Regions from separate parts of the Homo sapiens genome. Here regions 2 and 3 are each linked to region 1. A link is a loop called in an ENCODE intact Hi-C map of the cell type or tissue named here. Cell type or tissue: PC-9. All regions are shown on one strand. Each heading gives the region's core, and the rest is flanking DNA. Links, peaks and the distances in the headings are about the cores only.

Region 1 (11,078 bases), core at 1,951-9,950:
TCTTTTTTTTTTTTCCAGAGGGAGTAATAGTCATGAGTTTTCTGTCATCTTATCTAGCAAATCAAGACAAAAATGGGGAAGTTAATCTATAACAAGGGTCATTAATGAAGAAGGCAGGAGGTTTTGTCTTTGGCATTGTTTAATTCTCTCTAGTCATTGCACAGAACAAGAAAAACAAGAAAGCAGGTTAATCTATAATCTGAGAATAGAGGTTGTAACTACATGTGATTCAGATCACAGTCACATATCTCTCAAAGCCTAAAATATTTTCAGGGTTCCAAGAGCTTTTAAATTTTATTTATTTTCACACAGTTTTCCACAGATATAATCATATTTGTGAATAATGATGTTTTATTTCTTTATTTCCAATAACTTTGTCATTTATTTATTTTTCTTTCATACTGCACTGGCCAGGGCCTTCGGTGTCCTTCAATTTTGCACATTGAATAAAAGTAGTAATAAAAGACAATGCTTGTCTTGTTATAAATCCTAAAAAGAAAGCTTTCAACATTTTACTATTAAGCATGATATTCATCAAAGGTTCTTTTGTAAATATCCTTAATTAGGTTAAGAAAATTCCCTTATAGTTCGAGTTTGCTAAGAGTGTTTGTTTTTTCAAATCATGCTTGGGTATTGAATTTTACTAATTTTTTTTGTGCAACTATTGAAGTGACATGTAATTATTCTCTTTCATTCTTTGACTGATTTTTTCACATAAGACCAAAATACAAAATTGCATTCTTGGAGTAAACCCAGTGTGGTCATGAATTTTTTTTTTCACTACATATTACTGGATTCTATCTGCATCACTAGAGTATAAGTTTCATGAAGGCAGAGTTTTCTGTCTGTTTTGTTGTTGTCATTGTGTGTTTTACTGCCCTGTCTCTATGGCATATTTATTGGATGAATGAATAAAGAAATCAACAAATTTCCCCAGGATTGTGACAGCCTCTATTCTGGCTGTGAATAGAGAGCCCTGAGCTTCTGGCTACCTGTTATGGGGCCATTTCTCTTGGCTGCACAGAGCTCCAATCTCCTCAGGATGGGGTACTATATTCACCCCACTTTCTGGACAGCATATATCCAAACAACTCAGGAATCAAGCCTTGCCTCTCTTGGTTCCTCACAAACACAGCTTTGCCTCTCTGCCTGTTCCCCATCCTGTTCATGTGTTGAGACCCCCTAAATTTGTATATCCAAGATTTAGCAGAGCAATGACCACTCACTTACTAGTCGTTAGTGCAACTCACACAATTGGCACAGATGCCTAGGGGCCTGAAAATAAGACTTGGAATTCCATACTCTGGCAAAAACTCTAATTTGTTTGGTGGCACTCACGCCTAAACCTGGTCTCTGAATGGGCTACAAGAACGGAGGCATAAGTCTTTTATCAGGAATCATGAAATAGGGAGAACCAAGACTCCAGCACATAGACATCACCAGATAATAAATAGACGCTCACCTATTTTCCTCTCTCAAAAAGCATAAGAAATGTTTTCTGATATTAAGCAATTCATTTCCAAACATTTTAAAGTTAATGAGAAGAATAAATCTCATTTTTAAGTGGTCAATGTACCATGAAGTTAACAAGCTAATTAAGAACAAAAACAACATGAGCTATATTATGGTTTCTTTACTGGGGACATTGTGATTATAACTGTAAAAAAAATTAAATCCATAAACAAAATACTTGACTTTAAGTTGGCTTAGAAGGTCACAGAGCTCTTCATGACTCCACTTCTGCCCACCTCTTCAGGTATCTTTTACTTCAGGGGGTTTTGCAATTCATTCCAGTTCTTCAACAAACTAGGTTTTCCCCGCTCTAGAACTACACAAACACCCATACCTCTTCTTTCCAGTCAGAATCTTTCCAGTCAGGATCTTTGTCTGGCTAACTGCAACATATCAGAGAACTCAAATGTTACTTCCTCTTAGAAGTACTCCCTGATGGCCTGGCGTGGTGGCTTATGCCTGTAATCCCAGCAGTTTGGGAGGCTGAAGCGGGCAGATGACTTGGGGTCAGGAGTTCGAGACCAGCCTGGCCAACATGGTGAAACCCCATCTCTACTAAAAATACAAAAATTAACTAGGCATGGTGGTGCGCACTTGTAATCCCAGCTACTTGAGAGGCTGAGGCAAGAGAATCGCTTGAACCCAGTAGATGGAGGCTGCAGTGAGCCAAGATTGCACCACTGCACTCCAGCCTGGGTAACAGAGTGAGACTCTGCCTAAAAAAAAAAAAAAAAAAAAAAAAAAGCACTCCCCGACAAACTCCCCACCTCCACCCCCAAAATACGAATGTCTTCTATAATACACTTGTATAGTACCTTGAATTTTTCTCAGTATATTACTCATCAAATTTTACTTAATTCCTTGTCTTCCCTAGAAACAGTAAACTTTCAGGTAAGGGACCATGCTCTCTTGCCCATAGTTGAATCCCCAGGCCATGGAGTGAAACCTAGCACGTTTCAGGGGTTCAATAAATATTTATTGAAGAATGAATGAATTAAAATCTTAAGCTGCCTTATATTCCTAAATTATTGGTGTTTACCATGCACCTTTCCAAACTGACCTAGAGCTAGTTACAGAAGCCTGGTGTCTGCAGCCTGAAGAACTCTGAGAATGACATTTCCACTAGATGAGGTTAGCTGATTTAGTACTAAGATCCCTTGCCCAGTTCTCCATAAGAAGCCAACTGCCTGGGTTTGAATCCCTGCCTCACTGCATATTAGCCATGTAACCTTGGACAAATGACTTAACTTCTGTGTGCTTTGACTTCCTCATGGTTAAATAGATGACGTTAGTACCTCTCTCATAAAGTTGTTTTTGAAGAATTAGAGGAATATGATACACTGCTTGTCACATGATATGTGCCTAATGAATGCCATTCACTGATTTAACAGCAACTTATGGGGTAATCGGAGTTCCAGCAGAGGATCCCTAGGGGAGGGGATATTCAGTTCTCTTGTAAACAGGTAGTGGGAATCGCACTGCTGAAGCAGGGAGGTTTCAGTTACCTCACCTGAAAACAGAGTTGGGGCTACTGAATTCCCCACAGTCTAAAACAGATCCTGATCTCCAAAGAGGGGAAAGATATATATATTTAAGGAGACATGATGCCTCCTCTTTGAATTTCTAGTTCAACATGGAAAGACTGAATGTAAACAGGGGGTAAATCCTCAAAAAGATGAACTTCCTCCCTCATCATCTTACTCCAGTGAACTCTGTTGAAATAGCAGTAACCATAGGCATACCTGTGGACTGTTTGTTGCCTAGGCTCTCCTAGCCAGCATGCAGAATAGAGAGGACAGTAGTTGTTCAAATGGGTAGAAGATAGCAACAGGAGCATGTGGGGTACATTAGTGTCTCACGCTGTGGGTCCGCCAGCCTAATTCCTATCCCATGCCCGCTTTTCGCTAGCCACCTTCTGGCCAGGGTGGCTTTGTGACACAGCTCTGACGGATAAGATAAAACAATGTCTATGTGCTGGGGTCTCTGGGAAATTTTTTGTTTTCCTGATAAAAAAGCAAAAAATGGGCTAACATGACTCATTTTGCCCTTTGTTCTTCCCCCTTCTCCCTGCCTGGAACATGAACAGATGTGATGTTTCAAAATGTAGCAGCCACCTTACAACCACAAGGCAGCAAATATGAAGACAAATGCCTCCAAGCCAAGGATGGTGGTGAAGGAGTGGTAAAGACAGACGAGCCTGGGTCCCTGATACATTAGGGAGCTATTTTCCCAGCCCTGGACTGCCTACCTCCCTGGCTTTTGTGTTGTCTGAGACAAATAAATGTCTTTTTGTTTAGCTGAGTATTGGTTGGGTTTTCTTGCCTTGGAATGGATTCCTGAGAAATAAATATAGCATGCAGCCCAAAGCTTTACACGATGTGAACCTTAATTGCAACATTTACCACAGTATCTTATAATCACAGTTTTATTTCTTTTTTAGTAGTCATGACTTTTTTGTAGGTAGGACTTTGGGCTTATTTATTTCTATATCTACAGCATATACTAGGCATTCAGTAGAAGTTAGATGAGTGAACCCACTTCATTTGATAAATTGTGATGAGTGAACTTGCAAATCAGAAACCAGTGCTATGGAAAGATTTCCCCAGGTGTCTGGTTCAGTCAGGAGAAGGGTGACGCTCCTGTAAGGAAACCAGGTATACCCAAGAGAAATAAAAACTCATGAGTCATCACATGGACTTTTGTGGTTTCTTTTATTTCTGGGTGCATTATGACAAAAACAAATAAAATATGCTAATACATTTTAAAAACAGACATTTTTTTCCTGATAATGAAAACACATGCTCTTCTCAAACATAAAATTAACCTTAATAGGAGAAGGAGTGATAGGAAAAACAAAACAGAGAAAAGGGCAGGATAATTTTTCTCTCCTTATTAACTTGCTGCTCACTCATGGAATGAGCTTTTCTTTTACCAGAAAAATCTAGGCATTTGTGTTGAAGACTCTAGAGCAATGACTGATTAAGAAATGCTCGCTCTTGATCTTATCGGCTGTATTCAGGGAATGTTCAGTGGCTGTGTCACGTCGCAGATGTGCTTGCAAAGGTTATTCCTCAGGACTGTGTCTTTCCCCATCTGCCTTCTCTGTTGCCTGTGGCTGATTCCATTTTCTTTAGCATCACAAAGCTCCTGAGCCAATTTACCCAAAGGCTTTTTGTCATTTGTATTTCAGCTGCCACTTCTCTATGCAGTTTCTATTTTAAAATGCTTATATAATAACTTTGGGTCTGCTAGGGTCTTTTGCCTCTGAAGATTTTAATCAGATTGGCTTGAATACCCATTTTATGCCCTGTGGAAAAACCCACTGTCTTCTCCAAGATGTCTCCTAATTCCCAGGAGACTTCCACTGTTCTCATGGACACGCCTGGCTTCCACTTGTTACTGCTGATGAATTTGTGCTTTCCACTCTACCTGGACTAATACCTTATTTTTACTTTGAATCAGCAGAATTGTGGAACTTTGTCCCTTTATCTCATTTGTATTTCTGATTTGAATAAATCAACTGATTTATAGCTCTAAATACAAATAACATGGAACACTTCTAAGTACGGTGTAAAACTTTGGTGGATATGTTTTAAGCACACTATAGTTGGCACTGGCATGCCAGAAATGCTCCAATGACCAGTTACAATAGGTGATGGAGAGGTAACCTTGCACAAGAGAGCCACAGTCCTTGTCCCTGCAGAGCGGCAGACAGAAACGCAGGAACCAGTGAGGAATGGAAGTGCCAGGGTAGGATACGGGAGGCCACGGGAGCCAGGAACACTCTGTGCACTATGTCAGCACATGGTTGTGAAAGAGGCTGTGTAGTACTGTTTCTTATGCTGATCAAACAACTCAGCTGAGTTGTAATCTCACTCAAGTTCACTATTTCTTATGTATTGGATTTCTTTACTATGTAATTTCTGCTTAGAAGCTCTAATAATTCGATCAATCTTGGAAAATCTAACCACTAGTATATTAGCACCATCAAAAATCATGCATGTTGTAGAGAAGTTGGTTATTATGATATGTACTTATATGTTCCCAGAAAGAAAAATGCTCCAAGTTTTGTAGCAAAACTTGATTTTCTTAAAACCTTAAGTAAACACAGGATAGACCTTATGTCTTTGTATGAATTATCTTTTTTCAGTTTTAACTTATGAGCAAATGGCTAAATTTTTTTCTTCTTCGTCTTGCCAGCTCTCTGTGTGTGTGTTTTGATAAAGGTGGGCTTTAGGGCCATCTAGTGGCTTCTTGAATAGGAAATTCTAAAAATTACCATTAAGCTGAATAGGAAAACCCCCACCTTCTCTCACCAAATATTCTCTCTTTAAATTTGTTACATATTAGCTCTTAGGAGTTTAAAGACAGATATTGGAAAACTTGTGGTAGTTCATATATATTCTTTTTCTTTTTCCAAATGAAATGTTACCATATTTGCATTTCCTTTCAAATAACATGAACACTGTAATGACCCATGTGCGTTCTTGGATTTTTGAGCACTGATGGAATGCTGGCATCTTGTGGATTGGTTATGAAGTTTTAGTCTATCCTGGCAGCTTTGAAGTTTATAGCCTCAACCTTTGTATCTTTCATAATATCCAGTTCAAAAAAAAATCAGCCTAGGCCTTCACATTTATGCAGTGTCTGATGATTTTAAGGTTGTGAAAGGAAAATAAATCTCAGGACCCCAATCACTAAGCCAAAAAGAAAAGTCAAGCTGGAAACTTCATCAGGCAAACCTGCCTCCCATTTTATTTCTAAGTAAGATAACTACAAAGATTTTTAAAAGCTATATACCTCCTTCACCTATAAAATACAGATTCATTGAGCCAGACTAAGGCTTAAGTAACTATTCCTCTACCCGAGTCTCACATGCAGATTGTGTATTCAGTGAAAGGCTGATCAAAGACTCAAAAGAATGCAACCATTTGTCTCCTATCTACGTATGATCTGGAAGCCCCCTATACAAGTTATCCCGCCTTTCCAGACTGAGCCAATGTACATCTTACACATATTGATTGATGTCTCATGTCTCCCTAAAATCTATAAAACCAAGCTGTACCCCAACCACCTTGGGCACCTGTCACCTGGACCTCCCAAGGTTGTGTCACAAGTGTGTCCTTAGCCTTGGCAAAATAAACTTTCTAAATTGATTGAGACCTGTCTCACATGTTTTTGGTTCACAGGTACAGACTTCTCCTTTCAATAGTTACAGACTTCTGAATGCAAGATTTTGGAGCTGTCAAAAGCTGGTTCCCCAAAGAGCTTAACCACTGACCCCAACATAACCCACTGACAAGACAAACCATAGTTTATTACTTACCTTGGTAAGGGTGGGCACCACCTCACAAACTTTGGGATTGTTTCCGAGTGGGGGGAAGAAACCCCAACTTATTGGAAAATGAAAGTGTGATTTCAGGTGGGTCTTTAAAAATGGGGTTCAGGATTGGGTAAGGATCAGGATACAATAGTCCAAGACTGATGGCTAAGGCGAGGGATTCAAAGAATCTTACGTGCAAGCTGTTGGTTGACGTTTTCCACTGAAGAGAGGATGAGTCTTTTGGGAAGTTCCTGTAGTGAACATTCAAGCCATATGCCTGGGCAGAAGACTCCTGAAAAAATAAAGTTATGTTGGTGAAGTCAGAGGAATTGCGAAGTCTTGCTAATATAGATGTAGATGTGTTTTCAGTTCTCACTGTTCAGACTATCAGGTAGACAGTTTTGGTTCTTAGAGGCCTTCCACAATTATGATGCCTACACAAAATCAAAGCACAAAGCAGTGTTCCCTGTAAAAAATATAAATTCTGAGAGAAATGATACATCAAACTATTAAGAATGTTTCATTCTTTAGAGTGACTATGTTTTAGGATTGCTTTCCTTCAGGATATTTAAACAAAAACAGTTCTCTGAAGGAATAGACACAATTTTGATAAGTATAATGATGGTCAAAGGTAGAGAAAATCAAGCATAGAAAATTGGCAGATAGGTAAGATGCCATAATTCAACGTTATGGGGCCGCCAGCCAGAATACAATGGACTCCTGAACCCAGTATTTTGTACATACTAAAGAATGTTATGAAAGAGACAGTAAGCAGAAAGCAAAATACTGACTTCAGTTTTGCACATGCATAACTTTTGTGTATTAGTCCGTTCTCTCACTGCTATAAAGAAATACTTGAGACTGAGTAATTTATAAAGAAAAGAGGTTTAATTGGCTCATGGTTCTGCAGGCTATACAGGCTTCTGCTTCTGGTGAGGCCTTGGGAAACTTACAATCATGGCAGAAGGTGAAGGGGAAGCAGGCACGTCTTACATGGCTGGAACAGGAGGAATAGAGAGAGTGGGGAGGTGCCACACACTTTTAAACAACCAGATCTCATGAGAACTCTATCACAAGAATGGCACCAACGGGGAGGGTGCTAAACCATTCATGAGAAACTGTCCCCATGATCCAGTTACCTCCTACAAGGCCCCACCTCCAATTGGGGATTAAAATTTGACATGAGATTTGGGCAGAGACATAGATCCAAACTATTACTTCGTCCTCTCGTTGATTCAGTTCAGTGTTTTAACCTAACTGAATATGTATTATGCAAGTACATAATGGTAAAACTAGCAGGACTCTCTCTCATCTGACCTCTAATCTGATGACTACATTCTATTCTATCAGCTTCATTTTTTTTTCTTTATTTTCTTTTTTGTTGTTAGAGACAGGGTCTCACTCTGTCACCCAGGCTGGAGTGCAGCAGTGGTACAATCATGCTTACCGCAGCCTTGACCTCCCAGGCTCAGGTGATCCTCCTACCTCAGCTTCCTGAGCAGCTGACACTACAGGCATGTGCCACCACACCCAGCTAACTCTCATATGTTTTGTAGAGACAGGTTTCACCATGTTGCCCAGACTGGTCTTGAACTCCTGAGCTCAAGAAATCCACCTGCCTCAGACTCCCAAAGTATTGGGATTACAGGTGTGAACCACCATGCCCAGCTATCTGCCCCATTTCTGAAGTTAATATGATTTTTCCTACAATCCTCTTCCCAACTTCATCCATGAAGAAACTAACCATGTGGTGAAGTAGAATGTGTCGGACTTTGAGGACTTATAGTCGTCATCATAAGGATGTCATTTACAGCCATATAACCAGATTCAATTACTGAAAGAGTGAGTATAGGTGCAGAGAGATATCCAAGGTATGGACCCTGGAATACTTCAACATTTAGAGGTCTGGAAAAGGAAGATCTAGCAGATAAGATGATGAAGGGAGAAGAGGAGAATACCAATGACCGTAAAAAACACAGTTTCCTATAATGGTCCTTCATTAATTCAGAGGTCATTCTTTCCATAAACATAGATTTCTCCCATACCCTATTCAATGCAGTTTCTGCCTCACACACTTCAAACCACAGGATGTATATGGAAGTATCAAAAGCATAAATAGACCTGCAGTAACCCTTAATGCCAGTTTTGGACTCTGTCTCCTGACCTTGAATACTGGAGGTATGGCAGAGTTAGTCATATCTTGATTAGTCACAGATGTTGAATTATAGGTTGTTTTTTTTTTCAATAAATTGGGCTTCTTCAAGTTGCTGTTTGGATGTCATATTAGCATTCAGGGCATGAAATATAAATCTATTTAGATTTTTCAATTAGGAGGGAATTTAATGTAGACAATTAAACACTTACAAAATCATTGAAAGGTTATGGGACTACCATCGAACTATGGGTTTCAGGTTTAACCACCATTGCCGCTCTTGCTATTGCCATCACAGCTGCTCACACTCATGAAGCTGAAAACTAGACATGAGAACCTGGAGTCCAGCTACCACAGGCACTTATGTTTTGGCAAACTTGCTTGTCAGCGTTCATAGCTACAAAGCTGGACTTCCTCACAATTCTACTTTCTAGATATATACGAACACACAATTGTCCCTTGCTATTCATGGCAATTGGTTCCAGGACTCCTCATGGATGCCAGTATCCATGAATGCTCAAGCCCTTCATATAAAATGTCATAATATTTACATATAACCAACACACATCCTCTCATATACTTCAAGTCATATCTAGATTACTTATAATACCTAATGCAATATCTAAACATTACTTTCTTGACATGGATTTAGTCTAGTACATGGCATGTGGCAATTTCAAGTTTTGCCTTTTGGACTTGGAGAAATTTTATTTTTCCTATTTTAGGTCTGCAATCGGCTGAATCCACAGATTCAGAACCCATGGATATGAAGGGCCAACTGCGTATTATTAGCAGAACCCAAATCACATTTAAAACCTTTGCTCCAAGTGACTTTAAAAAATGTGGTTTTTAGATGTCTAGTCTTTAAAATACAGAGGGCATACAAAGGAAGATGAGACTAGATTTCAAGTACCAGTAGCTAATATCCAGCCAAAACATGTACAAGGTTGCAGTCTTGCAAAAGGTTTTAAGACTAAACATTTTCTGAAAACTGCAACTTCTACATTACTTCATAAATATTTGCATTTCTGACTTTCTTTCTTTCTTTTTTTTTTTTTTGAGATGGAGTCTCACTCTGTCACCCAGGATGGAGTCCAGTGGCAAGATCTCGGCTCACTGCAAACTCCGCTTCTAGGGTTCAAGCAATTCTCCTGCCTCAGCCTCCCTGTATTTCTGACTTTCTATAGTAGGGGAAAGCTTATGGTTCTTATCCGTTTGTTACCGTCTGCTTTCTTCTCTCCTTGGCTTCCAAAGAATGCCCATACGTTGGTCAATTATATTGTCTCTTACTCAACACTTCCTGAGCATACTTTAAGTAAAAATGTTTTGGACAATCTATATCTAGGTACCTTTTAAAGTGGGACATGGTTTTGGTATAGTGCAACTTCTTTCTCCTGGCCTTTAATGTACACAAGCAAATTACTAATCAATTGATTGGCTGCACAAAAGATTAAATATCAAAATGAGTATTGAGAGAGAGAAGTGTGAGGGGCATTAAGTGGGGGAGCCTCATAATCTGTCAGAGTCTAACCTAGGAATGCAGATTAACCTCACACACTGTTTCCAGTTTGGACTATCTTACTTCTCATTTAATTGTAGATAATCTTATTCCAGCACTGCCAACCCATGAAGTGTATTGCTTCTTCTACTACAGTCAATCACTCTCCACACCCTACTTCACGTCCAGGATTAAATCTCAATAACTCATGAAGTAGAGTAACATGTAGCACTTAGTTCATTTCAAAAAATAAAGTGCCCTTTGATATCGTTTTTATGGCTATTTTCGTACCTTTTGCTTTTTAAAGAAATTAAAGCAAGAACATCCAATAAATAAATAAACAAAAAGTTACAAGTGCTGAGGGAAATACATTTTCCTTAAAATTATGTCTGCTGTAAGAATATTTTACCATACTCCAAATGAAGAGAATAGCACAGATACATCTAGAAACACGCATCATAGCTAAAACTTTTTCCAAAGGGAATAGCAGTTAATATCCTGTAGTGCCAAATCCATTTTTAACCAACAGGGACTTTACCAAGGGAGGTCCCTAACCCCCTAAATCTTAGGAAGAACTCTAAATGTCCTAAGTT
Region 2 (11,078 bases), core at 1,524-9,523, 150 kb before region 1:
TTGTTTGCTGAAATGAAGACAAGTGTGAGATGGTAATATAACACTAAAGTGTGCTAATAAGTCCATGGTGCTATGCTGAAAGTGCAAATAAGACCTTGCAAGTAAGTCCATGGTGTTTTGGATTTGATGTTAGCGGTAGCAGAAAGCCACTAATATAAGCCTTGAATGGTGTTCAGGGATCTTGTAAACTACTGAAAAGTGAGGAAATAAATGTATGTCCAAGGTCATTCATTTATTTAGCGGCCTTTAAAGAGGAACATTTTCACTGTGAGATAATAGTTGCTGTAGTGACTTATTTAAGCAAGATTACAGGCTCTTCTCTAAACAGGGCTGCACCTCTCCATTCACGGCACAAGAATGCACAATAGACTGGATTTTGAAATCAGTCTGCCTTCTGCTAACCAAGCCATGCACCCTAGTGTAGGGCTGCATCTCCTCAGAGAAAAGGACACATTTTTCCACTTTGCACAAAGGCATCCAATGGGGTAATGGCGGCCCTGTCTTGAACAATCTAAAAACACAATGCATGCTTTTCTGCTTAGACAACTTCTCAGGGTCACTTTCAGACACTGGGCTAAGAACCAATGAAACAAGCAATAAAGCTGAAGAAAAAGAAGATAAAAAACAATCAAAATGTAAGATAGAGGAAATGAAAAAGAACAGCAAAGTGAGCTGAATCATGAACAGCAGGAAATCTCGAGATAAGTGGAGGCTGTCCCTACATATTTCTGGTACTTTGAGTAAACATGGAGAGAAAGTTCACAGTGACCTAATCAGAAGCAGAAATGAAAATGGGGCAAAATGCCATGTGGGGGCATTTTGCAATAAGAAGCAACAGGAGTCTGGCACCTAAATCCAGCAACTGTGTAGCCAGGGTTGGAAAAAGTCCAGGTTACCAGCAACATGCCTGTTTTTTACGGAGAATGAGTGAAATGAATATGCTCCCAATGGTCCTCTGAGTTCTTCACATTCATCCCAACTCCCTTGCTCCTCTGCTCCAGCACTGCAGTGGAACTGGATGGCTACAGCTTACATTGCACGTTTCAATTTGGGCGATGGATGAGAACTTCTGTACTATGTTTGCATCTGCAAGACTCTGCTACTCTTGTTTTTAACTTCTGGATGTTCAGGTACACATTGAAAAAAGGAAGTCCTTAACTCTGAGAAGCAGTATCGTCCTGAAACTACCTAAGAAATGGCTCAAATCCTTTCAATTTCCAAGGAAAGCAAAAGTTACACATTAGAAACTGAGATGACAATACCTAAGCATATAATTTCATTGAGATAGATTAGATTAGCTTCAGGGACATATATGGCTCACAGTATATTCCATGCTTCTCCATAGGCCAGGAAGATTTGCAGCTAACACCCTTCCTGAATTCTTGTCCCTATAGGGCTTTTGTGTGGGACATCATTGATCCCTATGAGTTCCAGCTGAGGAATTTATGACATATTCTATTCCCCCCTGAGATTAGCCTTTAATAATTTATTTATTCATCCAACATTTAAGAGACCCCAATGGTGTTAGATGCTGGGAACCCAAAGACAACTAAGGCAAGATCACTGTCCCCAAAGTCCTTAGTAAGGGGAGATAAGACATGTAATTTTTAAAAGCCACAAAATGCTATGGTGCCATGACAGAGGTATGTCTGGGGAACAGAAGGGACTCCAAGAAGGAAGAGGTGCTTCCAGGTAAGACAAACTGTGGAAATAAAGCAGCTATAGGGCAAAGAACTTGTTGCAGTCAGGAAGATGCAGGTAGATCAGGTGACCAATTACAATCCTGTTCTTGGAGCTGGTAGGATAAAGGACAGACCCAGGTGGAAGAGGCGCAGGTGAAAGTTTTGCTCCTTCTGGGGTCTTCCTCTACATTTTGACCCAGGCCCGTCTAGGTGGAAATGTAGAGGAAGACCCCAGGAGAAGCATAACTTTCCTTTAACCCATATATCACAAGACTTGGCTGCCTTATGATGAAGCTATAGTTCCCAAATATGTCTTCAATGAAGAAAATTTAATGTTTAGGAATTCTAGAACTTGCAGAGTTGGGAGTTGCCTGGGAGATGAAATGTTCTCTCCATCACCTCCAGCCCTTGGTGCTGAGTTCATTAGCATGTTTAGTTCTAATTTTAGCTATGAAAAAATATATTTTAAAATATTGACACATTTATTATTTAGTGCTGGATTTAACTGTTTACACTTTCACTGATAAAAGATTAAAAATATGTCTTACTATATACTGCTGCCTATAGTTAAAACAGCATCCCTGTTTCTCTTTTTCTCTCTTGTTCTCTATTTTTGAAACTGAGTTAATAATCCCCTTGATGTAGAGATGGGGGATTTTCATCAGTACCAGATCATTTCACCTGCCTTTTCTCCTCCCTGAGATTTCCAATTTCCTGGTGCTTCCTTTTCACTACATTTACCACCCATTTCTTGGTTTTAGGTAAGATCCCATGGTCTCTCCCTATGAACACTATCTCTCACATAGTGTCAGCATTTCTAACTTCTTACCCTGGAGCTATCCACCTGGATCTTTCACCTAAACTCCTGAGTGCTTCTGGAGAAGGTAAAGATCTGTTTTGAGATGAATCTCAAACACTGTTAAGTAGGGCAGCATTTCTAAAGTCCACAGAGCAGCACAGTGGTCCACCTTCAAGTGTGATAGGCACTACCCACTACCTCCCCAAGAGCCATTTTCCCTTCTTTCAGTGTGTTCAGGTGGTAAGGAGAGATCTTTGCTTCCAAGGAGAGTGGTCCCCGACTCCAGGATAGGCCTAACCAGTCATGGAAATCTCCTTCCCTTTATCAATTGGTTGTTCTTGGTTTGGGCATTTGACCTTGTTCTGGCCAATAGGATATAAAAAGAAATCAGCTGGAGATATCCTAAGTAAAGACAAGATTTTGTGCTGTGTTAATTTCCTTGGGCTGCCATCACGAAGTATCACAAACTGGGTAGATTACAACAGAAATGTAGTATCTCACAATTCTGAAGGCCCTCAGACTGAAATAAGGTGTCAGCAGGGCCATGCTCCTTCTGAAAGCTGTAGGGGAAAAAACCTTTTCTTGTCTCTTCCTGGCTTCTGATGCTTGCCAATGAAGGGGTTTGGATTATGCCACCCCACAATATGCCACTCTGGCATATGGATTATTTTGACTTGAAGGCAACTGAGAAAAAGCAGACCCAGGATGAGATCTCTGTCCGCCTCCTATCTGCCTGAAAACAGAACATAAGCTCCCCTTGTGAAAGTGCCCCCCTCTACCCCCCTACCAGTAAAGGGATAACATAAAGGGACAACACCTTATCACTGGAGACAAGATGTCATCCAGAGGAATCTACAAAAACAAAACGTATTAACTAGCCCTCATCTACCATAAGTTTCCCCATATATTTGCCTTCCCACAATTTGCTGCCCCTAGAAGCTCAAAGTCATTTTCCTTTGTCTTGCCACTTCTCTACAAAATTATTGTTCTTTGCTCAATTCTATGTAAGTTCAAGTTCTTTTTTTTTTTCTTTTTTTTTAGACGGAGTCTCACTCTGTCACCCAGGCTGGAGTGCAGGGGCGCGATCTTGGCTCACTGCAACCCCTGCCCCCTGGGTTCAAGCAGTTCTCCTGCCTCAGTCTCCTGAGTAGCTGGGATTACAGGGGCGTGCCACCACATCTGGCTAATTTTGTTATTTTTAGTAGAGATGGGGTTTCACCATGTTGGTCAGGCTGGTCTCAAACTCTTGACCTCGTGATCCGCCCACCTTGGCCTCCCAAAGTGCTGGGATTACAGGTGTGAGCCACTGCACCAGACTAAGTTCAAGTTCTAACCACTCCTTTGAATTACTTATTACTGAATACTCCTATGTGTATGTGCAATGCATATTTCAATAAACTTGTTTGTTTTTCTCTTGTTAATCTGTCTTTTGTCAGTCTAATATACAGTCTTTTTTTTTTTTTGAGACTGAGTCTAGCTCTGCTGTTGCCCAAGCTGGAGTAGTAGTACCACGATTTCAGCTCACTGCAACCTCCACCTCCCAGGTTCAAGCAGTTCTGCTGCCTCAGCCTCCTGCATAGTTGGGATTACAGGTGCCTGCCACCAAGCCCAGCTAATCTTTGTATTTTCAGTAGAGATGGGGTTTCAACATGTTGGCCAGGCTGGTCTCGAACTGCTGGCCTTAAGTGATCCACCCCCGTCAGCCTTCCAAAGTGCTGGGATTACAGGTGTGAGCCACCGTGCCGGGCCACTCTAATATGCAGTCTAATTTTCCCTAGCTGGAGAACCTAGGATGGGTACAGAAAAGGTAATTATTTTCCTCTCCTACACCAGCAATACTTGGCATTCCTCGGCTTGCAGCTTCAATACTTCAACTTCTGCCTCCTTCTTCACAGGGCTGTCTTCCCTCTGTGTGTGTCTCTGCCTTCACATAGCGTTCTCTTCTTGTGTCTGTCTCTGTTTTTTCTTTTTGTAAGGACATCAGTTATTGGATTAGGGCCCACCCTGGTTCAATATGACCTCATCTTAACTAATTACATTTGCATTCCAAATAAGGCCACATTTGCAGGTATCTGGGTTAGGATATCAACATATCTTTTTTGGGGACACAGTTCAATCCATATAAAGGCCTTTTGCTCCTGCCTTTCATCTACCTGGAGATGCAGCAACATCTTGTGACTATGAGGCTACAAACATGAGGAAACAAGTTTACAAGCTAAAGCTGGTGGAAAGGAAAGCTAGGGAAAAAGAAGGAGTCTGACAGCATTACTACACAGTTGAACTACTGCCAGCAACCACTCACCTCTAGACCTCTTGCTAGGTAAGAAAAATAACTCCAGGTTACTTAACCTCTGCCAGGTTTCTTTCACCTGTAGCCAAAAACATTCCAATGCATACACAAAACTTTCCCTAGTTCATAATAAAATTAGAAAAATAAGTAAGGTAATAAAATTTTCATAGATCTGGATTCATTAAATTTAAAGGACTAATCTTTGTTCTGAAATTATGTTATTCCCACTTTTAAAAAATTAAAATATCCTTTCTTTTATGAAATGACGGTATTTGTAGATTGTAATTTTTTTTTTTTTTTAGTGTCTTTGGTAAAAGAAGGAAGGAAAAAGGGAAGGGAAAAAGGAAGGAAGGAAGGGAAGAAAAAAGATTTCAGAAAGTCTTTCTCTAATTTTTAAAAATTCTTTTACTTAGCTTGTGAAACTCAAAAGTCTGTGATGAGAAGAATGCTAGCTAAACTTGCTTTGAAGGGCTAGAACCAGTGGTGTGTGCTGGAGCTGCTGGCAGCAGTTACCGAGAGCAGATGGTTAAATTTCCAGGAAGCTACTTGGCATCACCTGGATGGTTTGAAATCCAATGTGGCGGGAGTATTTGCATCATGGAAATCTGCAAATGCTATAAATCAAACCACCTCCCCTTCCCCAGCTGGTCGTTTACCAGCACACCACTGTCTCCAGCCTGCCTCTTGCAAGTAGCCAGAGGGTAAGCATGCAAGGTACAGCTCACACCAACTAAAACACACATGGGATTGAGGTAAACTTCATTTACTAATTTATACATTTACAATGGAAAATATTCTTGGCCTGGTGCGGTGCAATCCCAGCACTTTGGGAGGGCCAAGGTGGGAGAATCGCTTTAGCCCAGGAGTTCAAGACCAGCCTAGGCAACATAGGGAGACCCTTTCTCTACAAAAAAGAAAAAGAAAAGAAGAAAAAGAAAAATATTCTCTCTATTGCTGGTTTAAGTACCTAATGGTCTATTTTCCTCAATAAAATGTCAGCTCTGCCTCAGCAGGAACCATATCTGTTCTGTTCATGCAGTATCCCCACTGCCTAGCATAGCACCAACTGGTGCGGGGGCCCTTGTCTTCCTTGGAGTCATGATCAGAGATTCTGTAGTTATCAGAACACTGAAGGAATCAAAGTCTATTAAAACATAAAAAAAAGTTTACGAGTGCAGGAAGTCTGTATACAGATGAGTCCCTGTCCTCACGTGGCACACAATTCTAAGATGGCTGAGCAAAAATATGCAATTAACAAAAGCACTTTGTAATTTCAAGTAGTGAAAGTTACCAGGATGTGAGTTTTAAACAGTCTACTGTACTGTGTTCAGTAAAATACCCGTTCAATGGGTGATATATAGGTGTTAAAAAAAAAAGAAATGGTTCTGTAGCTAGTATATTTGGGAAGTGCTGGTTAACCCAAGTTAAATCGATTTCTTTATTGTTAAACTTCTCTGAGCCTTTAATATGATGTTGATATGTGGGACTCTATTTTGAACATGCATATTTTGAGATACATTGCCTATTTAAGTGTCCCACAGAGCACATGTTAGGAAACACTAGCACATTGCTATCTTAGATTTCTCAAAAGGTCTCTACTTCCTTGAGGTAATTTTCTATCAGGCACTAGAGCAAAATATATTTAGAAATTCCATCCCTAGACAGCAAGAGATAGACAGTTCAGAAGTTTTCTATGTACATTCTGCCCACCTCTTTACCTATATATAATCACTATGATATAAATGTTTACCTATTATAATTTGTGAGTACCTGAATTGTAGCACTCTATTTTTCCCTAATTGGCAAAAGTTCATTCCCTAATTGGGTAGCTAACACTCCCAAGATATCAGATATGTTATTTGATTAGGATGTTAATCCTCTTTATGTCACCTGTTTTCCAAATGGTATAAAGAATAAAAATCATCCTTTGAATCATTGCCAAAAAAAAAAAGAGAGACCCCTGAAGCCATTCTAATTTAGCTTTTAGCTGTTGGGTGGAACTAAACTCTGTCTATCCCAGTAAGACACTCCATTTGCATTTATAATCTCTGGGGTGATGAGTTTCAAAATATTGTTTGTTTATATGTCCTCATTTTTGCGTATCCTTATGGGCAGTTGGATGTTTCTGCTCTTAAGGCAGTATGGTGTGGCGAGTGAGAGCTAGGGTTCTGGAGTCAGCCTGAGTTCAAGTTGCAGCTCAACTGTTACTAGCTATGTGGTCTTGTGCAAATTACTTAAGCCACAGTTTTCGTCAACTGTGCAATGGGAGTAATAGCACTAATAATCTGCCTCCTGAGTTACTGGAAGGCTGTTAAAAAGATAATAGGTATAAAGCACTCAACATAGTAGTATTCTTTTTTTTTCTTTTTTTTTTTGAGATGGAGTCTCGCTCTGTCACCCAGGTTGGAGTGCAGTGGCGTGATCTCGGCTCACTGCAATCTCCACCTCCCAGATTCAAGTGATTCTCATGCCTCAGCCTCCTGAGTAGCTAGGATTACAGGCACGTGCCACCACGCCCAGCTAATTTTTGTATTTTTAGTAGACATGGTGTTTCACCATGTTGTTTGGCTGGTCTCAAAGGCCTGACCTTGTGATCCGCCTGCCTCAGCCTCCCAACGTGCTGGGATTACAGGCTGAGCAACCGTGCCAGGGCAGTAGTATTCTTATCACTCTAGCTCTCTCAATACTGTAGGTCTATTGCTTACAGTGACTCACAGTGAATTCTTCTAGGTCCTCTCTCTTTCTTATCTAACCAAATCAGGTAAATACATTTGGTTCCTCTAGCACCCCCTCACTAGAAGGATCTCCCAGGCTTTCAGTCATTTCAGCTGTTCTTTTCTGAACCATCTTCAAGTTTCACTGGTGCTCTTCAGTTTTAGGATTTCTAACTGGACGCAGTCCTCTGAAAAATGCCTGCTTAGAGAAACAGAACTGTTTGTGACTTCAAAATTACATCAAAGTGCTCTTTGAAAAGGTTTGTGAAGCCTTCAGCCTTTCCATTAGTAATAGGAGTGGACTATTATTAGAATGCACTTCTGCACTGATCTTGTTGGGTTTAGTTCTGATTTTGAAGGAGGAAATTACAGGATGTTTCTTTTGACAGGATTGGAATCACAGAAGGTTGTGATGGTTGGTAATGATGTGTTGTCCTCTGTTTAGTACTGACAAAAAGTTGAATTGTTTTACTTTTTTTTTTTCAGTAGAGGAGATAAATTAGACTGAGAAGAAAAATGTTCTGAATTTAAAATAATTTAGAAAGCCAGTATTCTTTCTAATATATATTAGAAAGAATCTATCTCGGCCAGGTGGGGTCACTCATGCCTGTAATCCCAGCACTTTGGGAGGCCAAGGCAGGCAGATCACCTGAGGTTGGGAGTTCAAGACCTGCCTGGCCAACATGGTGAAACTCTGTCTCTACTAAAAATAAAAAGAAAATTAGCCAGGCATGGTGGTGCACACTTGTAATCCCAGCTAGTCGGGAGGCTGAGGCAGGAGAATCACTTGAACCTGGGAGGTTGCAGTGAGCTAAGATTGCACCATTGCACTCCAGCCTGGGCAACAAGAGTGAAAATCCATCTCAAAAAAAAAAAAATAATGAAAGAATCTATCTCATTCTAATATTCTTTCTAATATATATTAGAAAATAATGCACTGAAATATGTATCAAGAAAATACTGTTAAGGCCAAGCGCAGTGGCTAATGTGTATAGTGCCAGCATTTTGAGAGACTGAGGTGGGAGGATTGCTTGAGGCCAGGAGTTCAAGACCAGCCTGGGCAATATGGTGAAACCCCATCTCTACAAAAAATACAAATAATGAGCCAGGCGTGGCAGCAAGCACCTGTAGTCCCAGCTACCCAGGAGGCTGAGGTGGGGGATCACCTGAGTCCGGGAGGTTGAGGCTGTAGTGAGCCATGATTGTGCCACTGCACTTACAGAGTGAGACTTTGTCTCAAAAAAAAAAAAAGAAAGAAAAAGAGAATACAGTTGAAAATACCTTCACTAACCAGAACCTAACTCCCTGGAACCACTACATACATATATGTATGTATGTATATGTATACTTTCTCATGAAAGTATAGAATAAAAAACCAGTTGACCTCAGTGGTTAATAAAAAATCAACTGCTTTTTTCCCCAGATGTTTGTTGGCTGCATGAATGTCTTCTTCTGAGAAGTGTCTGTTCATGTCCTTTGCCCACGTTTTAATTTTTTTTTCTCATAAATTTGTTTAAGTTCCTTGTAGACTCTGGATATTAGACATTTGTCAGATGGGTAGATTGCAAAAATGTTCTCCCATTCTATAGGTTGTCTGTTCACTCTAATGATGGTTTCTTTTGCGGTGCAGAAGCTCTTTATTTAACTAGATTCCATTTGTCTATTTTTGTTTTTGTTGCTCTTGCTTTTGGCATTTTTGTCATGAAATCTTTGCCCATGCCTATGTCCCAAATGGTTTTTATAGTTTTGGGTTTTATATTGAAGTCTTTAATCCATCTTGAGTTAATTTTTGTATAAGGTGTAAGGAAGGAGTCTAGTTTCAATTTTCTGCACATGGCTAGCCAGCTCTCCCAGCACTATTTAGTAAATAGGGAATCCTTTCTCCATTGCTTGTTTTTGTCAGGTTTGCCAAAGATCAGATGGTTGTAGGTGTGCAGGCATATACACCATGGAATACTATGCAGTCATAAAAAGGAATGAGATCATGTCCTTTGCAAGGGCATGGATGGAGCTGGAAGCCATTATCCTCAGCAAACTAACACGGGAACAGAAAACCAAACACTGCATGTTCTCACTTACAAGTGGGAGGTGAACGATGAGAACACATAGACACATAGTGAGGAACACCACACACTGGGGCCTGTTGGGGGGTGTGAGGAGAGAGAAGATCAGGAAGAACAGCTAATGAATGCTGGGCTTAATACCTGGGTGATGGGTTGATCTGTGTAGCAAACCACCATGGTACATGTTTGCATATGTAACAAACCTGCACATCCTGCACATGTACCCTGGAACTTAAAATAAAAGTTGAAGAAAAAAATTAACTGCTAGTATAAGTCAACCCAATGTCTTATTTCACATATATATGACACTGACATATTGATATATACATGTCAATATATATATAATATTGACCTAAAATTTAATCTCAGTAGAAGAAGAGATTATGGTCTGTTTTGCCTCTGCTGTACCCTCAGTCTCTAGAAGAGTACCTGACAAAGGGTAGGCATTCAGTCAAGATTTCTTAAATGGATTGATGAATAAATAAATGAATGAAAATACTATGTTTGGTACTGGAAAAATGAGAAGTGATGTTCAGAATTATGAAGCAGAGGCATCGTGAGGTCTGTAATCATCAACATAATATTAGTTGTGTCACAATGAAACTGTACCTCTTAAACCAGAGCAGTTGTTTTTTAAAGTATTTAGAAATATGCTGACAAAATACTGCATTTTAAAAGGAAAGTTGATTAACTGGAAATATTATTTCGCCAGAATGGTCCACATTTCCAATTAATTGAGGCTTCAAATTTAAAGAAGAAAGAAGCAGACTCTGAGAGGATGAATGATTATATTGGTGCAATTTTTGCATTTGATAGAAAAGCTTTATGAAAATCTCCCCCTCAGCTAGTATGTCCAGATGTTCTGATGAGCTTTGATGTTCCCTTGTGTCATCTTTGAGAACAGACCTCCGTAGTTTAAGCTCCATATTAGTTTTCTTAATTGAAACTAAATAACATTGGCACAGAAGGTCTTGTATGAGCCTTTCAGAGATGTAGAAGATCAGAAGCAGAGAAGGGGAAGGTGGAGATTAGTTGCTAGTTCTAAATTGTGGTTGCAACCTCACAGTAGATAATTGGGCTTTTTACAAAGCAAATTAAGGCAAATTATGGTAATGCTCCAATTCGCAATTTGTATAATCTAGACACAAATTTATGTAATTACTTTTCAAAGTTAAAAATGATAGACAATTGCCTCAGGGCCTGTTGTAAACAATAGTAATGCATTTTTATACATTCAGCATGAAGATAATCAATCTTACGTTCATGACACTGGTACATTTGGAGTCTCATCCCAATTTTCTTTTCTTTTTTTTTTTTTTTTTGAGATGGAGTCTCACTCTGTCGCCCAGGCTGGAGTGCAGTGGCGTGATCACGGCTCACTGCAACCTCCACCTCCTGAGTTCAAGCAGTTCTCCTGCCTCAGCCTCCTGAGTAGCTGGGATTACAGGTGCTCACCACCATGCCCAGCTAATTTTTGTATTTTTAGTAGAGACAGGGTTTCACCATGTTGGTCAGGCTGGTCTCGAACTC
Region 3 (11,078 bases), core at 1,262-9,261, 620 kb before region 1:
CATCTTCTGAGTTAAATGTTGGGACAACTTGTTTGACCAAGGGCTTTCTGATTTGTGGATTTAATTCTTAATTCAGCAACACATATTATGTGCCAGCTGCTATGCTAAGCCACAGCCTCTACCCTGAAGTATCTCAGTCTATTAGGGGAATTGGACAAGAAACATGAACTATAATAAAGGGTGGCAAATATAATGATAGAAGTCTAAGAGGCAGGACTCAAAGCTCAACTGGTAGGATTGAGAAAGGCATCTCTGCAGAGGAGCCATCTAGTCTCAGGCATGAAGGATTAGAAAGAATAATCCAGGCAGATGCAGGGAAAGCATGGTTTAGGTAGAACAGCTTGGAACAGAGGAGTATGAAAACAGGAAACATTTAGGGATTTGCAGGCAGTGGAGGTACTTGGGGCTTGGCTGTGGGGAGATGGTGAAGAAGTAGGAGCCAGATTATGAAAGGCCTTTGCTGTGACAAAAAGGCCAATTTTCTGAAAGTGATCAAGAATCACTCAAGGATTTCATTTTAGAGATAAGGAAACTGAGGCATATATAGGTTATATAGTTTGCCCATAGACATCTGATTAACAGGTGGTGGAGCAGTAAGACTACTGTACCAAGTAGTCTGATTTCAGAAGCCACATGCCCAACCACCATTCTATGTTATTCTTTTGGATGTATAAAGAAGACAGGATGGATTTTTATTTCTTGTTTTTGAGACAGAGTCTTCCTGTCACCCAGCCTGGAGTACAATGGTGCGATCTTGCTCACTGCAGCCTCAGCCTGTTGGGTTCAAGCGATTCTCCAGCCTCTGCCTTCCAAGTAGCTGGGATTACAGGGATGCGCCACCACACCCAGCTGATTTTTATATTTTTAGTAGAAACGGGGTTTCACAATGTTGGCCAGGCTGGTCTCGAACTCCTGACCTCAAGTGATCCACCCCGTCTTGGCCTCCCAAAGTGCTGGGATTATAGGCATGCCCAGCCGTCAAGATGGATTTTAAAAATATATGTAGGTGGGAAAATCCACAGGACTTCTGGGCATTCATTCATTCAAACACTTCTTAAGTGTCTATAATGTACCCAGTAGGGGATTAAGCATCAGAAAACAGACATAACTTCTGTCCTTCAGTAACACACAGGGTAGCTGGGGAGTCAAATAAATCTGCAATTACAGCACAGTGTCATGAGTGCCCTAATAAAGGTTTGGAAAGAGCACAAAGGGCAGCTCTGAATCAGACTGGGTGGGACAGGGAAGGAAGAGGCAGCATTTGCTATGAGACTTGAGAAGGATGGTCCAGGTGCACAGGGGGAAGGAGATGTCCAGGTGGCAGGATCAGCATAGGTGAAGGCCATGTATTAATAGCATAGTCATGAGCACCTTGACTTGACCTTGGGGTGTAGGCAGTTCTGTATACTGTGGAAGGTGACATGGGGGATAGAGTTTGAGTTGACTGGTACATTTTCCCTTCGTTTTTTATTTGTTAATTTTTCATGTGTGCACATAACTAGATTTTAAGCTCCTGGAGGGTCGTGACATCATCTTAGATGTCATTAGTGCTAACATTGGCCTTCTCTATGGCAGATGCTCAGCTGTTTATTGAGTGATCAGTCTAGATTATTATGACATTAGGCTAGAATTAGTGAGTTTCTCCTCTTACTGTGGTTATTTAATGTAGGACTGTCAAATCTAATTCATGAGAGAATTATACTCTTCACGACTTTTTCATTGTAATCACTTAAAGAGAAGAAAAATGAAGCCACACATGATATAGGCTATCCCAATCAGTTTAATTCTACTTTGTCAAATAATAATTTGGGGCAACAAAAAGACTTAGTTGAAAAGTTTTTAACATGATTGTTTTGTTGAGCTTATGTAAGTTTAAAACTTATTTCCCATCAAACATGAGGATGAATAGCTTCACTTCAATTTAGTCTTAATGGCAGCCTGTCTAGCGATAAGGCTTTTAAGATTTGTGACATCTTTAAATTTTATATAGCAGTAATTTTAACCTAGTAGCAGCAAGGAGACAAAATTCCTTACATTCCATCTCTGAAAATGACCACTCCTAAAGTAGGAACACCTCAGGGATCTGGGAGCCTCCATTAGCTGATGCTTACAATTAGAGTTTGAATTAAGCAAAAAAGGCCTCTTGGTAATTTTATTTAATAAACGCTGTTCACCTACTATATTTTTTTGCTATGGTCTTAATGTCTGTGTCTCCCTAAACATTAGTTGAAAACTAATCCCAAGTGTGATGGTAGTAGGAGGTGGGACCTTTGGGAGATGATTAAGTCATGAGGTCAGAGCGCTCATGAATGGAATTAGTGACCTTATTTAAAAAAAAAAGAAGCCCCAGAGAGCTACCTTGTCCCTTCTCCCATGGGAGGTTATAGCAAGAAGATTATTAACCCTCACTAGACATCAAATCTGCCATGATGTTTGACTTCCCATTCTCTAGAATGGTGAGAAATAAATTTTTGTTATTTATAAGCTACCCAGTTTATGGTAATTTGTTACTGTAGCCCAAATAGACTAAAACAAATTTAGAATATCCATTTATATTTTATAATAGACAAAACACCAAACAACAATAACAGACCCAAGGTTTATGTGTGTATGAAGCCCTGCTCTGGTGTCCTGCTGAATGCAGCTCTGGAGGAGGCTGTGGTTAACACTGCAGGGGCTTCCAGAGGGCTTGGCCTTGGGTTCACCTGGAATCTGCAATCCTGGATGCCTATCCCAGGATCCAGGTATGTGGGTAGTGTACCTAAGTAGAAGACCCTCCTTCAGTGTGTTTGACTTCTGTGATCACAAGCAGCCAGTCAAATGGGAGGTAGGAGACATTTCCCTTGTGGCTTATGGAATCAGTACTGTGCTTTTGCAGTACTGGTGCTGGGCTGATAACTGCAAAGAAGTAAGACTGTGAGTGATGAAAGGCTCAATCAGGGGTTTGATGATTCTGGAGGTGGTGGTCTGGGGAACAGACAGGGAAGGTGGCATGGAAGAGGTGGGGTCTGAGGAGGCCTAGAAGGATGGGTCAGATCTGGTTTAGGTGGAGGAGGGTTGATGGCTTCTCTTAACAGGATCCATCTTAACTTCTGAGAGATACAGATGGATAGCAGAATAGTAGGATGGGAATTGCTGTGGCACCTTTCTTGAATGGCACATCAAAGCCCAGACCTGTTCACTCAGGAGAGATCTTGGGATGGAGAACAGTGGTAGAATTGTTATTTGGTTTGTCTCTTAAAGATTCTTAAATTTTATGTGACACTTCAGCATTTAAACTTCATGCTGTCGAAATACCAACGTGAGAGGTCAGAGGAAAAGAAGATAAAGAGTGCAGGCACTCAGGCAGTTGACATGGGTAAAACTAAATATTTGGGCCTCACTAGAATCTTTCTATTGGTTTACTATCTCTTCAGAGAATAGTGTAAATGAGGAAGATATGCCTGAGTCCTGGGGTCTATTTTAACCTACCACTTATAGCTTGCTTTATTGACATTTCAGATCACCCAAGCCAGTGAACACATTCATGATGATCCTGAAGCTGATCGTGGGGGAAAATGTTTTATAAAACTAGGGGCATCCTTTGGGTGGATGAAACCGATGAAATCAGGATGAAACAAGCAGATTAATAAGGGTTGAGCATAGGCCATAAGAAATATTAAAAAACATATAAAACTGTCATCAATGATAAAATATTCTCCGCTACTAACAAGTTACTGAAATATATCAAACGTTCTTCTGATCCTTGGCTGGTTCTCTTTGAGGAATGAGTCGCTGCAGTTAGTTTCTGCCACCTCGGGATGGAGACCAGTGGGCTCCGGGCAGAGCACTGAGGAGGCACTTGCTAAATGTTCACTGAATGAAAAGCGAGTAAAGCTGGAGACTGTTGTGGCCATGCATTGTCCATGAACACCAGGCAAAAGTTATAAATTAATTTGATTGTAAATTAATTTGATATTATAAAAGGAAAACTAAAACCATTCTGTAACCAGAGTAGTGGAAATACACGAAAATAGATGACTCCGTCATACCATCGATCCTGTACTAGAACAGAATTTGCAATACCATTTAGAATACTTCTGGAACTCTGTCCCAGTAAGAGCAATAGAAGATGAGCTTTTATCACAACAAAGTGCTCTGAGCTGTATAGTTTTCTTGACTTGTTTTTTTTTTTTTTTTTTTTTTTTTTGAGACAGAGTCTTGCTCTATTGCCAGGCCTGGAGTGCAGTGGCACAATCTCAGCTCACTGCAACCTCTGCCTCCTGGGTTCAAGCAATTTTCCTGTCTCAGCCTCCTGAGTAGCTGGGATTACAGGTGTGCACCACCACGCCCAACTATTTTTTGTATTTTTAGTAGAGACGGGGTTTTACCATGTTGGCCAGGCTGGTCTCGAACTTCTGACCTCAGGTGATCTGCCTGCCTCAGCCTCCCAAAGTGCTGGGATTTCAGGGGTGAGCCACCATGCCTGACCCTTCTTGACATTTTCAGTTTATCTTATTTGACCCTTGCAACTGTGTTCAGTGAGATATTTAGAGCAGCTGTTACTTGGATAGGAAAACAAAGAGCTGAAAAGGTTAAATTACATGCCCAAAGTTATGTCAATAATGACATAACTCAGACTCTGTGCTGTTTCCAGTAACCTCTATCAGGTCCCCTCTTATGGAATCCAGTAATGATGTGGACTTTACTGAGTAAACCCCTAGCACTGCAAACCATTGAGTGTGGATTCAGTGGTGCTACAGACTGAATGTTGTGTCCTACCCAAAATCCATATGTTGAAATCCTAATCCCCACTGTGATGGTATGTGGAGACGGGGCCTTTGGGAGGTAACTGGGCCATGAGGGTGGAGCCCTCATGCTGGGATTACTACCCTTATTAAAAAGGAACAGGAAAGAGCTGCTTCTTCCCCCACCCCACCCCCGTTCTCTCTGGCTCTTTTTCTGTCTGTCTCTGTCCTCTGCCACGTGAGGATACAGTGAGACAACAGCCATCTGCAAACCAGGAAGAGGGCCCTCACCAAACACCAGGTCTGCTGGCTTCTTGATCATGGACTTATCAGTGTCCAGAACTGTGAGAAATAAATGTTTCTTGTTTAAGCCACCCAGTGTATGGTATTCTTAAAATAGCCTCCTGAACTAAGAGACATGAAAACTAGAATTGGTCTGCCTATCAGTGGGATTATAAATGTGCAGTGTATTTTAAAGAGTTGATCTCCAAAGTACAGTACTTAGCACGTAATATGAAGTTAATAAATGTTTGCTAGATAAAGGAACGAATGCAGGCAGTATAGAATGAGAATGAAGTATCCAGATGAAGCCTTAAGTTTGGCTGAAAGCACTTGTCTGAACATTTAAAGACCTTTTCATCATCAATGAGGATTATTTTAATTCCCTTTTATAGGATTGTGTTCAGAGTGTTCCTCCCCAAAATGTTTTTTGAATACCAAATGAATGTAAAAAGGAATAGGGTTATAATGTTCTGTTTCTCATGTGGAACTCCCTTGTTCATGGCAGTTCAAATAGACTAATATTAGCTAATATTTATATACATCCTACTGTGTGGCAGGCACTTTACCAAGGGTTTTGCATATATTATCTCAATCCTAGAAACATGCAGAATAGGTTTTCCTGTGAAGCTGGGGGTCAAGCAGAAGCTAGTCTGACTTAGACGCTCATATTCTTCCTCGTACACTGCAGTGGTTGCTGAGCCACTGTCAGGATAACACAAGAGCACAGCGGCTGGAGAAGGCAGGCTGGCAGCTGGCATTTCTTCGGTATTACTACCACCTACTGGATGTTCAGAAAATAACAGTATGCATGTGGCAGAAAGCATTCTGATAGGAATAAAAATGAAAGTGAATTTTAATTTCTTAAGATTTTCGGCCAGGCGCGGTGGCTCACGCCTGTAATCCTAGCAGTTTGGGAGGCCAAGGCGGGCAGATTGCCTGAGCTCAGGAGTTCGAGACCAATCTGGGCAACATGGCAAAACCCCATCACTACTAAAATACAGAAAATTAGCTGGGCATGGTGGTGCATGCCTGTATTCCCAGCAACTCCGAAGGCTGAGGCACGAAAATCACTTGAGCCTGGGAGGCAGAGGTTGCAGTGAGCTGAGATTGCACCACTGCACTCCAGCCTGAGCAATAGAGTGAGACCCTGTCTCAAACAAAAAAAGATTTTGACTGCTTAGTATCTGTAAAAGTCTCCTTCTAGTGCATATAGCAAAAATGAAGATGTAATCTTTGATCATGTTGTTCAGTATTGAAACCTGGGAGGAGGATATAGTGAAAGGAGGGAGTACGGCAGACAGTTTGTTACGGCAAGTTCATTCAGCCAGCATACAGGTCCTGGTGGCCTTCTCTGTGCCAGTCACTGTGGTGGTTGGCTTGAGTAGTTGGCAGACAGGAAGGGATGTCAGTGCTTATTTGGGCCCTGTTATGAGACATTGGATTTACTCTGTCCTGTAGCCTGACAGTCCTGGGCCACGGTCACGTAGGGAAGCTGTGGAATCATGGTGGAGTGTCCAGACAGGGAGCATACCTCAAAGTCAGTGCCTAACTATGGCTAGGTCAGAACTCCCATCTTCCTACATCAAGGACAGCCCCCTTCCTAATGTGTCACAAGGTCTTTCTAGGGACTTGTGGGGGAGTGTGTGGGCAGCATTTTTCCTCCCCTCAGTACTTCAGTGCATGAGACCTAGATTTAAGCTAAATATTGACTAAATTTTGAAGAGGAGGTGTCACAAAAATGCATTTAGAAAGGAATGTGCAGAAAGGGCTGTTCTTCCTTGAGAGAGGGGGGTGTGTGTGTGCATGGACATGGTGGGCAATGCTGTTTGTGTGTAATATTCAGGTCGGCTTTACTGGCCTACAGAGATACCTGCTTTTCTTCTACTTCCCCTTCTCAGTTTCTAACATCAGTGAGTCATTTTGATGTTTACTTTATGAGGCCTCTTTAAGTGGTAAAATACAGTGATTTTGTTTAGTCTCACTTGGATAATTGAATATGCATTTCTGTAACATCAGAGAAAAACTATATTTAACTATTAAGTCAACACAGACCCTGAATTATGATGAAGTAGCACACTTGCAATGGCAAAAAGCCAAGTTGACACCAAGAAGTGTCATAGTTTTGTGGTCATTGATTTGATTTCTCAAAGATTATGCCATGTTCAGTTATGTCTTTTCTACACTTTGTACCAAGCCTTTTGTGAGTGCTAAACATCTTTGAATTATCTGTGATGAGGTATTGCTCACTGGGCAGGTATTAGTTTATGAGGATGGTGAAAAGACCAAAGGAAAGGACTCACTCACAATTCTGTCCAACAATAAATAGAGTTGACTGAGATGGCAGTGTTTTTTTCCAGCTGAAGTTGCTACCTGGCTGGGTGTGGTGGCTCACGTCTGTAAGCCTAGCACTTTGGGAGGCTGAGGCAGGTGGATCACTTGAGGTCAGAAGTTCGAGACCAGCCTGGCCAACATAGTGAAACCCCATCTCAACTAAATATACAAAAATTAGCTGGGTGTGGTGACACGCACCTGTAGTTTCATCTACTCGGGAGGCTGAGGAAGGAGAATCTCTTGAACCTGGGAGGTAGAGGTTGCAGTGAGCTGAGATCACACCACTGCAGCCTGGCCAACATAGTGAAACCCCGTCTCAATGAAATACACAAAAATTAGCTGGGTGTGGTGACACGCACCTGTAGTTTCAGCTACTCGGGAGGCTGAGGAAGGAGAATCTCTTGAGCCTGGGAGGTGGAGGTTGCAGTGAGCTGAGATCACACCACTGCACTCTTAACCTGGGTGGCAGAGCGAGACTCTGTCTCAAAATGAAAAATGAAATTAAATTAAATAAAATAAAAAAATAAAAGTAAAATGTAAAATAAAATAATAAAATAAAGTTGCTATCAACCTTATTTTAACCCTAACATCCTACAATTCAAGACCTGGGGCAGTATTATCCATAGAGTCTGGCAGTAGTGGAAGCTCTGCATGGTTACAGACTTTATCATAATGTCCTCACCTCTGGCCCTGAACTAGCCAGCAACCTCAAAGTGCCAGAGGGTTCCTGCCAAATACGTTTCCCTCCTGGCTTGTCAGAATGCCTGAAAATCCTGTCCTAGACTTCTTAGAGACACAAACATTTTAAACTTAGCCCAGGTATTACTATAATTTGAAAATAGTAACATATGAGCTAATTTGTCCATTAACAAAGACGATTTTATTTTATCAGTCCCATGCTTTGGAGAGGAGGATCCTGAAGGAAACTAAAAGCAGGCCTCGGGAGGCAAAAGCCAAGATAGGGTTTAGGTTAAGTCAGAAGTGAAAAAGGATGATTTAACCGGGGACATGAAGCATAAAGAAAGTAGGTATAGATAGTCTTTTTACCTCCCACAGGCTCAGAGTTTTGCCTTAGTTGGGGCTGGAGAGGCTGAGATCCCAGGCTGATAAATTTGACATAGAGGTTTTCCTGAGTAGACTCAGTACTAGGTAATCATAACTTATGGCTCTGGTTATTGTTACCTCAGTGATAGATTGAGCTTAATGGAGGGTAGGGTTCAGTAGGATGTTGCAAGGCAGCTACCATGTGCCTTTAACTCCCACCGCAAACCAAATAGCAAAGCCATCTGAAGCCCGCAATTTGCTGGAAGGGCAGAAGCAAAAATAAAGAACCAGATTCAAATGAACTTCTGTAACTACCATCAGGATATCCTCAAGGGCTCTAGCTTTAGAGGGTCATCTGTCCCATTGATGCTGGAAAACATAACCTGAGCCTCTTTCTTGTGTCACTAGAAGATATCAGTCTTTGTTGGGTCCCAGCAACACCTACCTAGGGAGTGTTTACACACACACACAAATCCAGCCATACTGTTCCCTGTCAGCTCTCCTGTGGGCAGCTGCCCAGGCTTCCCTGCTGTGGTTGTAGCCTCGTTTCTAGGCTTCCTCTCCACCCCAGGCCTGCTTAACACCAGGCATGGATGCAGTCCCTTCCGTTAGCCTTCCAAACACAGCTGATACTAGAAGGCACAGTTTAACAATACTTTACCATATACTTGAAGATACCACTGGGGCCTTATGGGACACAAATGAACTTTAAAACCAGGCACCCCTGCTCCTGGAGTCCAGTGGCTGTACTTCTTTGCAAAAGTGCCCCTCCTTAAGCCCAGAATTCTCCACCAGTTGGCCTAAGCCAGATAAAGTGAAAACCAGTTCTCATCCTCTAACAGTCTCTGCAGAGCTTCACTACGCACTTGGTGAAGACTGGGTCAGCATCTGAGTCTGAAGCCTGTGCATGTGGATTACTCCCTGCTTTCAGGACTTCCCTGACCTGAAAGAGTGAGTAAGCATTTACCTTAGATCTGCTTAACCAAAACAAACTGTGTTTCCTAGAACAATGGGAGGATCTTCCCAATGGAAAAAGAAAATCCAGGAAACACAGGAATAAAAAGAATGCTTCTGATTCCCCAAATGTTGGCTTTAATTTTGTTTTCTCATGTCTGTTGCAGTGGGTACCTGGAATTCGATTTTGTCCTTTTTTACTCACCTTACCACTTTTTCCATCCGAGAATGCTTGATTTGGATAATCAGAGTAAGTCAGTCAAAATGTTCAAATTGGGTATAAAGTCTCTCAGGTGAATATCAGCCCTTACAATCTGAAATGTTATCAAGTCAAGCTACACTGCATGTTTGCCATCTCACTTTTCATTACACTTGATTTGTCCTTGTATTTGACAAAGAAGCAGAACAAAGTTTTCACCAACCAACCACATGACAGCATTAACCACCAGAGGATTTTGAACCTAAGCCTGGTGGAAATTCAGAAGCAAGGAAAATCGTGTAAGGCAATGAGGCTCCTTAGAGAAACTTCAAAGATCTTGTTAATAGGTCAGCTCAACTAACTGTAAATGACCTGAATTCAGGACTAAGATTTCCATAAATATAGTGATCAATGTTGATTTTAATTACATTACCTTTAACACTTGTTAGAAGGAAAGCAAAGAATCTCATTTTCATGTATAATTACTTTTCATAGATCTGATATGCTTTTTACTTAGCTTGGAGCAATGGGTCATTTTTTAAAGGACTACATTATTAGCTTTGATCTAATTTGCCTGGGCTGAGTTTAAAATGTTTGTGTTTCTGAGAAGTCTAAGACAGGATTTTCAGGCATGAGATGGCTCTGTGCTTTCCATTTTGGTACTTGGATGTGAAATTTTTTACCTCTTATTCCCAAGAAGCTGTCATGTATAATAGGGTGGTGCATTGTGAATTTCATGATGTATTCATTGGTCCACTACATTAAAACATAAAAACTGAATCTGAATTGTAGGAGTGGGGTCATATTATAAATTCATAAAAATTAAATTATTTTTATCAATCAAATAATGAATATTTAATATAATACTGGGCATTGGTGGTAAAACAGAAATTTTAAAAGCCATCATTGCTTAAAACCTGTAAGTGGGGTCATAAGGCTAATAAAAAGGAAACAAGACAAATATGTGTTAAATGAATTAAGAATTAGGATAAAGGAGAGATTACTGTGGTCTTAACATCAGCAAGAAGACTTCTTAGTGGGAGGTGATACTTAAAAAGTTTGGGGGGACTCCTAGGAAAAGATGGTGGATTAACCACATTTTTTCTTCTTACCTTTCCTCAGATTCTAGTAAAATAATAGTAAAGAATTACAAATGAATAAATCATAAACAGCAAAAAGAAGGGGAACTGCATTAGGAAACAAAAACTATTAATACATTTTAGAAAGATGAAGGTGGAGGGAGTTACAGAAAGGATTTGCATGAGGGAGCATGAGGAAAGTATTATGGGCTAAATTATGTTCTCCTCAAATTCATATGCTGAAGTCCCACCCCCCAGTACCTCAGAATGTGACTACATTTGGAGATAGGATCTTTAAAGAGGTAATCAAGTTAAAGTGAGGTCATTAGGGTAGGCCCTAATACGATATGATTGCTGTCCTTATATGAAGGCGATTAGGACACAGGCACATAGGGAGGGAAGACCATGTGAAGACACAGGGAGAAGACAGCCATCTGCAAGCCAAGGAGAGAGGCCTTTAGA

Evidence for each region. Hi-C counts contacts between places; a loop is a spot of excess contacts. Peaks named below come from ENCODE experiments on the same cell type or tissue, not always from the same donor. Only the 100,000 strongest peaks of a DNase experiment are listed, where the experiment ranks them.
Region 2: a loop joins it to region 1, with 3 times the contacts of the local background. A loop is called at or near these places in 9 of 110 quality-filtered maps.
Region 3: a loop joins it to region 1, with 7 times the contacts of the local background. A loop is called at or near these places in 19 of 110 quality-filtered maps.

The regions. Positions count from the first base shown.
Region 1 is chr12:47,027,435-47,038,512 of GRCh38, reverse strand. No RefSeq gene overlaps it. Among named protein-coding and RNA genes, the nearest start is that of PCED1B, 47 kb to the left of the region's middle. In PC-9, for the core only: a CTCF peak has its summit at 5,745 (motif pointing left); DNase peaks (open chromatin) are centred at 4,112, 4,522 and 5,752; H3K4me3 peaks cover 1,304 bases; H3K27ac peaks cover 3,143 bases.
Region 2 is chr12:47,178,659-47,189,736 of GRCh38, reverse strand. All of the region lies in intron 2 of PCED1B (PC-esterase domain containing 1B), which reads right to left. MIR4698 (microRNA 4698) reads right to left here and starts at 1,925; the gene lies at 1,846-1,925. In PC-9, for the core only: no CTCF peak of the experiment used is centred there; DNase peaks (open chromatin) are centred at 4,736 and 7,476; H3K27ac peaks cover 2,794 bases.
Region 3 is chr12:47,646,531-47,657,608 of GRCh38, reverse strand. No RefSeq gene overlaps it. Among named protein-coding and RNA genes, the nearest start is that of RPAP3, 54 kb to the left of the region's middle. In PC-9, for the core only: CTCF peaks have their summits at 5,600 and 5,801 (motif pointing left); no DNase peak of the experiment used is centred there; H3K4me3 peaks cover 273 bases.